Regions from separate parts of the Homo sapiens genome. Here region 1 is linked to region 2. A link is a contact called in ENCODE Hi-C or POLR2A ChIA-PET data. All regions are on one chromosome and are shown on one strand. Each heading gives the region's core, a stretch centred on a gene start or an enhancer-like site at or near the end of the contact. The rest is flanking DNA. Distances are from core to core; before and after follow the strand shown. Region 1 holds the start of CDC42 (cell division cycle 42). Region 2 has its middle 42 kb from the start of ECE1-AS1.

Evidence for each region. Hi-C counts contacts between places; a loop is a spot of excess contacts on that map. ChIA-PET counts read pairs that join two places held with the same protein, here RNA polymerase II (POLR2A). Pooled maps may share reads with other maps.
Region 1: a loop to region 2 is called in a pooled map, with 5 times the contacts of the local background. The contact joins the promoter of CDC42 here to the enhancer-like site in region 2. A Hi-C loop is called at or near these places in 1 of 168 maps with a recorded cell type or tissue (CD8-positive, alpha-beta T cell) and 5 of 50 pooled maps. POLR2A ChIA-PET finds 5 or more read pairs at or near these places in 1 of 52 experiments (HepG2).

What each region holds. Positions count from the first base shown.
Region 1 is chr1:22,049,847-22,054,438 of GRCh38, forward strand. CDC42 (cell division cycle 42) reads left to right here and starts at 2,863. Exons shown (of 6, transcript NM_001791.4): 1 at 2,863-2,896. RefSeq lists silencers at 2,952-3,101, 3,162-3,381, 3,392-3,571 and enhancers at 3,284-3,851, 3,852-4,420.
Region 2 is chr1:21,332,485-21,337,269 of GRCh38, forward strand. It overlaps a transcript of ECE1 not described here. Among named protein-coding and RNA genes, the nearest start is that of ECE1-AS1, 42 kb to the left of the region's middle. RefSeq lists an enhancer at 1,892-2,111. Within about 2 kb of position 2,372, at least 39 of the 41 ENCODE cell types and tissues checked have a DNase peak (open chromatin) inside an H3K27ac peak, as active enhancers do; they include CD8-positive, alpha-beta T cell, where a contact is called at or near this core.

The DNA of each region.
Region 1 (4,592 bases), core at 1,613-4,112, 720 kb after region 2:
GTAGCTGCGAATACAAGTGCATGCCACACCCAGCTAATTTTTGTATTTTTAGTAGAGAAAGGGTTTCACCATGTTGGTCAGGCTAGTCTTGAACTCCTGACCTCAAGTGATCCGCCCACCTCGGCCTCCCGGAGTGCTGGAATTACAGGCGTGAGCCACCGCACCTGGCTTTTTTTTTTTTTTTTTTTTGAGACAGAGTTTCACTTTTTTGTCGCCTAGGCTGGAGTGCAATGGCATGATCTCGGGGTCACTGCAACCTCCGCCTCCTGGATTCAAATGATTCTCCTGCCTCAGCCTCCCAAGTAGCTGGGATTACAGGCACCTGCCACCACACCGAGCAAATTTTTGTGTGTGTGTTTTTTAGTACAGATGGGGTTTTACCATGTTGGTCAGGCTGGTCTTCAACTCCTGACCTCAGGTGATCCACCAGCCTCAGCCTCACAAAGTGCTGGGATTACAGATGTGAGCCACTGTGCCTGGCCTGAAGCTTATCTTCTAATTTCTCTATAATAAACCTGCTTGATAGTGTGGTAGTGTCATAGTCAACTAGAGCCAGCCTCCTGAGTGCAAGTCTCAGCTCTGCCACTGCTTGGCATGGCGGCTATGGACAAGTCTCTTAACACCTCTGAGCTTCAGTTCATGTAACCATAAAGTGGGGGTAACAGTTCTTAACTCATAGGGTGGCTGTGAGTATTAAATTAGCTACTACTACCTGCAAAGCTATTAGCCATACCTGCAGTAAACACTAAAAAATGTAGTTCTTATTTTTGGGTAATTAAAAAATCCAAAAGAGGGCTGGGTGCGGTGGCTTACACCTGTAATCGCAGCCCTTTGGGAGGCCAAGGCAGGTGGATCACAAAGTCATGAGTTCAAGACCAGCTTGGCCAATATGGTGAAACCCCGTCTCTACTAAAAATACAAAAATTAGCTGGGCATGGTGGTGGGCACCTGTAGTCTCAGCCACTTGGGAGGCTGAGGCAGGAGAATTGCTTGAACCCGGGAGGCGGAGATTGCAGTGAGCCGAGATCGAACCACTGCATTCCAGCCTGGGTGACAGAGCGAGACTCCGTCTCAAAAAAAAAAAAAAAATCCAAAAGAAAATATGACTATAAGTCAATATACTGGAATTAAGTGTCTTTGTTGGCCAAATAGCTGTGGCAGTAGACAATAAATGAGCTGTTATTAAGATAAGCAATTTTTTTTTATTTTTTTTGAGACAGAGTCTCGCTCTGTTGCCCAGGCTGGAGTGCAGTGGCGCGATCTTGGCTCACTGCAAGCTCCGCCTCCCGGGTTCACGCCATTCTCCTGCCTCAGCCTCTCGAGTAGCTATGACTACAGGAGCTCGCCACCACGCCCGGCTAATTTTTTTGTATTTTTAGTAGAGGCGGGGTTTCACCGTGTTAGCCAGGATGGTCTCGATCTCCTGACCTCGTGATCCGCCCGCCTTGGCCTCCCAAAGTGCTGCGATTACAGGCATGAGCCACCGTGCCCGGCCTAGGATAAGCAATTTAAGCGATTTTTCTCTAACATGGGGAAACATCTAAGAATAAGAGAGGGAAGTTCTCTATTTTCCTGAAGCTTTCATACTAGCAGAGAAGACAAATAATAGATACTGCGAAGATAGGATGATTGAAGAATGCAGTGATATAAATTTGGGGGAAGAGGAGGGAGGCAGAGCAAAGAAATTCAAGGCCTTGGCCAGACGTAATGTCTCACACCTTGTAATCCCAGCAGTTTGGGAGGCTGAGGCAGGCTGATAGCTTGTGTCCAGGAGTTCGAGACCAGCCTGGGCAATCCAGCAAAACCCTGTGTCTACAAAAAAATACAAAAATTAGCCAGGCATGGTGGCATGCGCCTGTGGTCCCAGCTACTTGGGAGGCTGAGGTGGGAGAATCGCCGGGACGTCGAGATTGCAGTGAGCTGAGATCGTGCCACTGCACTCCTGCCTGGGTGACAGAGCAAGAACGTCTCAAAGAAAAAACAACAACAACAACAACAACAACAACAACAAAAACACAAGGCCTGTGGTTGGGGGAAGGTTGTAACTCTAAAAAAGACCCATGTGGCTACAGCGAGGGACACTGGGTGTAGGTAGAGATAAGAAGAGTGATACTCAGTTCTCACATCACGGCGGACTGAATACAGGCCCGGGGAGTGAGAGACCATCCACCCCTGTGATCTGGGGCAAGTCACCAGCCCTTTCAGAGAAGCTTCCGTCTTCTCTGCAAAATGGGACAATACCTTGCTTCACAAGCTTGCAAGGATCAAAAGAACTGGTAGTGGGCCGGGCGCGGTGGTTCACGCCCGTAATCCCAGCACTTTGGGAGGTCGAGGCAGGTGGATCACTTACTTGAGGTCACGGGTTCGAGACCAGCCTGGGCAAAATGGTGAAACCCCGTGTCTGCTAAAAATACAAACATTAGCCTGGCGTGGTGGCAGGTGCCAGTGATCCCAGCTACTCGGGAGGCAGAGGCAGGAGGATCGCTTGAACCCAAGGGGTGGAGGTTGCAGTGAGCTGAGATCGCGCGCTGCACTCCAGTCTGGGCAACAGATCAAGACTGTCTCAGAAAAAACAAACAAAAAAGAACTGGTAGAGGAAGCGCTTTGCATACTATCGTTCACAGTATTATTACAAATACAACCATTAGGAAAACATGCAGAGCATAGCCCCGAACTCACGAGCTGCGCCGGCCCGCGCGTGCGCGACAGGCGGGCGGAGCCAGGGCAGTCCAGGCACCGCCTTGACCCGCCCCAGCCTCTTCCCCTTCCCTGTTCCTCCCACTTCCGCGGGCACCCAACTGTGCGTCTCCTGCGCGCTGACGTCAGGTGCGTGCCCCTGTCCGGCAGCCGAGGAGACCCCGCGCAGTGCTGCCAACGCCCCGGTGGAGAAGCTGAGGTGAGTGCGGGGCCCGAGGTTCCCCGCGGGAGCTGCCACCCTACCTTCCCATCCCCGCCGTCTCCGTCCTCTCCCAGTCCTCGGGGACACCCCGTCTGCGGGATCGTGGGGGGCCCGGGAGCACGGGTTGTGGGGGAGTGCCCGGCTCGCGCTGCGTCCTCCGGGCGGGCGCGGGTCCGCGTTCTGTGGGGGAGCCGGGGCGGGGGTCGCGGCCGGGGAGGCAGGGGGCGCCCGTCTGAGGAGGGGCGCGCGGCCGGGGCTCGGGGCGCGAGCGGGACCGGGCTGTCACCGGCAGCGGCGGAAGGAAGGGGGTCACACCCATCCTGGGCGCCCGGGCTCCCCTCCCCCCAGCCCGGCCCGGCGGGCTCCTAAGGGCGGCCGGGGGCCTCAGAGCGACTCGCGGGCGCTTGGGCCGGGCCGGGCGCCGGTCTTCCGTGCTGGCAGGCTGCGTTCCGTGCCCTGCGCTCCGGCCTGGACTTCCTGCTTCGCCGGGCGCCGCCGCGGACATTTTGCGGCGGGGGTGGGGGGGCGGGGGAGGGGAGTGGCGTTGCGGCCGCGGCGGGGCGGTGGCAGGAGGGCAGCTCGCTGGCTGCTCGCGGCGGTGCCTGTCCGAGCTCCCCTCCGCGCCGGCCGCGTCCTCTGGGCGGGGTGGCCCCGAGCCACGGCCTCCAGGCTGCTCTTCCTTTCGGAGGTCGAGTTCCTAGCATTTCCATCCGCTCCTCCAGCCCGCTCCCTGCCGGTTTAGCTGAAGCTTCCCTTTCGGGGAGTTACCTAACTACCTCCCGAAGCCGTCGTTCTGCTGCTTGGTTAATTCCTCTTATCGGGGGGGAATTTTCTTTGTTCGTTTGTTTTTCCTCCCCTTTAAGTCCAAGATAAATGTAGTGTGGAAGATTACGTCATCGCGGTATAAGGAGTGAGACTTAACTCCTACAAGTCAGGGACTTAAATTCAAACAGCATTTTGCAGCCTTAGTCGGTCACCCAGTGGCTTATCCTGCCTGCTTCCCAACACGTCGTATTCACAGATGATGTTTTGAAAGCTTGTTACTTGTGTTCATGACCGCCTTCAGTGCACCTAAAAGCTAGGAAGGTTTAAAATCCCAGGATTAGTTTGTGTCAGGGAATAAAGTGTAAGACAACACCGTCCACGGCCCCTTGCGTGGCATTAACTTTAAATAGAGGTCCCTTTGACTATACTAGAATGAGGTGGGTTTATTTGTGGGAACACTTTTCGGTCCAAAATGACTTTCCCAGACTGTTTATTCTCCTTTATGACTTACTGCATGCTGGGAATCTCCCTAGGTTGATTCAAGTGCACTTTTTGTGGTGAAGTTGTGTTGAAAAGAGGATCAGTTTATGCCTGATCTATGCTAGACATTTTAGTTTTGTTATTAAAAACGAGACTTCGATCTTTAAGCAAAAAACTTAATATTTTCATAATTTTGAGATCACAATTTTTATTTTTTTTGAGACAGGGTCTCAAAGACGTTACTAAATATAATGGATATTGCACTCCCAGGCTGCAGTGCAGTGGCGCGATCTTGGCCCACCGCAGCCTCCGCCTCCCGGGGTCAAGTGAGCCTCCCACCTCAGCCTCCCGAGTAGCTGGTACTGCAGGCATGTACCACCATGCCCCGCTAATTTTTGTATTTTTTGTACAGACAGGGTTTCGCCATGTTGCCCAGGCTGGTCTCGGA
Region 2 (4,785 bases), core at 1,122-3,621:
AGAATTAAGTACTTTGCCTGAGGCTGCTCCAGTAAATGGCAGAGCTGGGATTCAAACCCAGGCAGGCTGGGCCAGAGCTTGAACTCTTGATCTGTGTTAGTCCAGGGGGAGGGGGGAGGAGGGGGGGAGAGAGATAGGAGAGAGAGGGGAGGGAAGGGGAGGGGAGGAAACAGGAGGAGAGCGGAGGAGACAGGAGGAGAGGGGAGGAGAGGGGAGAGGAGGTGAGGGAGGGGAGGGGAGGGGAGGGGAGGGGAGGGGAGGGGAGGGGAGGGGGAGAAAGATTTCAGTCCAAGGTGACCCTGAGAGAAGTCAGTCAGGCGAGGAGTTAGAGGGAAGGGGGCTGCGGGAACACAGGATGGGGGTGGGGTGGGCGGATGGTGAAGTAAGTTTCTAAGAACAGCTATGGAAAGAGAAACAATTGGGACATGTGTCAACACTGTTACAATATTAGTGCCATCCAATTCTTGGAGTCTAGCACCAGATATGCACCATGCATGCTCTGAGTGCTGCTCCTCTCACTGAATATTTGCAGTCTTCCTGGGAGGGACTTATCCTCACTTCACAGATGGGAAATCCAAGGCTCAGAGAGGAAGACACGCCTGCTAAAAGTCCTTGGTGACAATTCAATGGCAGATCCAGGGTTCAAGCTCAAGTTGATCCCATGGCCCTTGGTCTTAACCACTAGGTCACACTGAACAAACAGGTATTGGTGGTGCGTGGTAGGGATCTGATGCAGAAGGTGGGGGGAGCTGCCCAGTTTTTCACCCGGGACCTGCACTTAGTGCCTCCGCCTCCCCCACCCCTATTTGGGCTGAAGGCAGACAGCACAGCTCCAGCCCACCAGAGCCGTGGGGGGGGCGGGGGGGTGGGTGGGTAGTAGTGTGGCCTGGCTAAGGAGTCTCTCAAATATAGTGGGGAAATAAAATAAGTAGCAGAGAGATGGGCCAACCATGGCCCATTCTCATCTTCCCTCCCTAACCGCGTTCATCAGAAAACAGCATATGTGAGGGCCAGCACGCAGCCATTCTTTCCGGTGCTTCAGGAGGTTAGGATGACAGAGCCACGGGCTGGGCGCAGTGGCTCACGCCCATAATCCCAACTTCTTTGGGAGGCCGAGGCAGGCAAATTACTTGAGGTCAGGAGTTCGAGACCAGCCTGGCCAACATGGTGAAACCCCGTCTCTACTAAAAAATACAAAAGTTAGCCAGGCATGGTGGCACCTGCCTGTAATCCCAACTACTTGGGAGGCTGAGGCAGGAGAATTGCTTAAACCCAGGAGGTGGAGGTTGTAGTGAGCTGAGATCGTGCCACTGCACTCCAATCTGGGCAACAGAGCGAGACTCCGTCTCAAAAAAAAAAAAATGACGGAGCCACAAAGGTAATAACAGCTCCCACCTCCCAAGGGCCAACTCCGTGCACCGTCCTGTGAGCTTTACAACCTGTCATAAATTATCAACCACTTTTCACAACACCACTATGAGAAAGGTGCTACCATCATCCCATTTCATAGAGGAGAAAACCGAGGCTCAGAGATGGTCACTCACCAAAGGTCACCCAGCTGGGACTAAGTGACAGAGCTGGGACTACAACCCACATCTGTCTGGCTCCAAAACCTCCATACCTCCATCTTATCTAGAAAGAGTGCTGGATGAGGAGTCTAGAATCAGGGTCTAAGTCCTGCCTCTAACCTGCTGTATAGCCTCAGGTAAGTCTCTTTCCCTTTGTGAGCCTTGGTCTGCCCTATGAGGAAGTTGGCCTAGATGACCTCCAAGTCCCACCTCCTGTGACTCTGTGAGCTCTCATGCCCTCCTCTCTCTGGCTCCCAGCCACCACACCGGAAGCCCAACAGGATGCCGAGTAACCACCCACTGAACACTCAGGGGCGAAGGAAGATGAAGTGCCGCTTTCTCATGGCCATCTTCCACCAGACCAGCCCAGGAAACAAGGAACCACAAAGCCACAGGATTCCCTCCAGCGTGGCCGTGTGAACAGCAGCCCTGGAGCAGAGGGGCTGGGCATCCCCTTGCGGCCATCACTTCCTATGCCCTCACTTCTCGGCAGGGTGTGCGGAAGCGAGGGAGGCAGGCTCCAGCTCAATGCCCTCTGGCTCTGTTTCTCTGGGTCCCCAGGGGCTGGGACGGTGGGAACTGGTCACTCTGGGAGAATCCCAAGCCCACCCCGGAAGGCTGAGTTGAAGTGGAGGTTCAGACAGGTCTGTCTGGCTCCACAGGTAACTTTTGCCCACTGTGCTCTGCTGCCAGCAAGGTCTCGAAGCATCTGGGATGCCTGGCTACCTCTCTCCCATCCCTGAAGTAGCAGCCAAAATCCCAGATCCTGCAGAAACCTACGCCTCCTCAGCCTCAGGACAGACGAATATCCTGAGGCCCGCGCTCCTGCCTCCCTCCTGCCCCCTACAGTCCATGCTCTACACAGCAGCCAAGGTCTTTCCAAACAGAAACCAAGCCCAGTCGCCCCTCAACGTGGGGTCCTCCAGTGGCTTCCCACCACTATTAGAACGAAATGCTGACCCCTGCCCCACAGACAAGGCTGTCCATGGCTTGCCCCTCCAGGCCCACCTCTCCCTAGCCTTCCCTCCACCCTCCACTGCCTCTGCCCGGCCACACCAGCGTTCACCCCCTACATGTGCCAAACTTGCTGTTCCGGCAGCCGGGAACTCTCATCTCCCCCGCCCCCGTCTTTGCCCGGCTGCCCCCTCCTCAACCTTCATGTCCCAGCTCAGACATCACCTCCTTTCCTGGCCGCTCCTCTAGAGCGGCCCCCTCCCCTCACAGCCACTCTCCACCACATCGCCCTGTTTTGTCTCCTTTCTTCTCTCGGAGCGATCCTTCTGGTGGGTGGCTTTGCCTGTTTGGTCTCCAGCTTCCTCCCCTAGAGTGCAGCTCCTTAGGGGCAGGCATGTGACTGCTCCATTCTCTTCTGTCCCCACAATGAGGCAGGGCCTCCTTGGGTGCTCACAACCCTGAAGATGAGGACGCTGCAGCCCTGAGAGGTGGATTGAGCCGCCCAAAGTCCCAGAGCCAGGGAATAGCAGGGTTCAGACCGAGGGCGACCTGATGCCAAGCCTCAGTGGGTGGGGGGCTCTCACGGCTGGGGGCCTACTCTGGAGGGCTCTCACCCAGGGTGGACAGAGTCGCAGTGAGGCTCTTAGGGCGGGTACCAAGAATGAAGGGCCCACCAGCTTTCCCAAATGGTCCTTCTGCAAGCTACAGGCCAGCTGAGCTCCTGCCTGGGGTGGGTGAGACCCTGGGGGTGAAGAGGCACCAAACACCAGGAGCAAAGGCTCCCAAATGAGGGAGACCACAGACACAGGGAGCTGGGAAGCTTCGACCCACCCAGTGCTTGACGGAAGGGGAAAGTGAGGACTATGGAGGGGAAGGGACTTGCCTGAGGTCACACAGCCAATCAGTGGGTCTCCAGGGAGGGAGGCCCTTCCCTACCCTGCAGAACAGCAGGCGAAGCCCAAAGCCCAGGGTCTGGGCAGAGTGCCAGCCCAGAACTGCCAGGCCCTGGGGGCAGGGGCAGGGCTACAGAGTGAATCTGGGGCATTAAGACAAAGAAAGGACTCAAATTTCTTCCTTCTTTCAAAAAACACTTGAGACAGGCAGTGTCTCATACCTGTAATCCCAGCACCATGGAAGGCTAAGGTGGATGAATCACTTGAGCCCAGGAGTTCAATACCAGCCTTGGCAACTAGTGAGACCTTGTCTCTACAAAAAAATATCAGAAAATTAGCTGGGTGTAGTGGTGCACCTGTGGTACCAGCTACTCAGGAGGCTGAGGTGGGAAGATCACTTGAGCCCATAAGTTCAAGGCTGCAGTGAGCTGTGTTCATGCCACTGTACTCCAGCCTGGGTGACAGAGTGAGAGACCCTGTCTCAAAACCAAAACAACAAAAAACATTCACTGAGGCCGGGCGTGGTGGCTCACACCTGTAATCCCAGCACTTTGGGAGGACGAGGTGGGCAGATCACCTGAGGTCAGGAGTTCGAGACCAGGCTGGCCAACATGGTGAAACCCCGTCTCTACTAAAAATACAAAAAATTAGTCGGCTGTGGCCGGGCGCGGTGGCTCACACCTGTAGTAATCCCAGCACTTTCGGAGGCCGAGGTGGGCGGATCACGAGGTCAGGAGATTGAGACCATCCTGGCTAACACAGTGAAACCCTGTCTCAACTAAAAATACAAAAAATTAGCCAAGCGTGGTGGCGGGCACCTGTAGTCCCAGCTACTCAGGAGGCTGAGGCAGGAGAATGGCGTGAACCCAAAAGGTGGAGCTTGCAGTGAGCCGAGATCGCGCCACTGCACTCCAGCTTGGGCGACAGAGCGAGACTCCAGTGTGGGGGACAAAGCGAGACTCCGTCTAAAAAAAAGAAAAAATTTGCCTGGTGTTGTGGCAAACGCCTGTAATCCCAGCTACTTGGGAGGCTGAGACAGGGGCAGGAGAATCGCTTGAACCCAGGAGACAGAGCTTGCAGTGAGCCGAGACTGCACCATTGCACTCCAGCCTGGGCAACAAGAGTGAAAGTCCATCTCAAAAAAACAACAACAAAAAAAGAAAGTTAAACACACATTGCCCCTCTGACCCAGGAGTTGCACTCCTAAGTATGTGCCCCAAAGAAATGAGTGCTGAGGTCTGCAAAGAGTTACATACGAGAATGTCACAGCAGCCTCAAGCTGGAATCAACCCAAATGTCAGCCACGGACATTTACACGTACATCCACCCAATGCGGCACGACTCAGCCTAAAAAGGAGCAGATGCTGGTA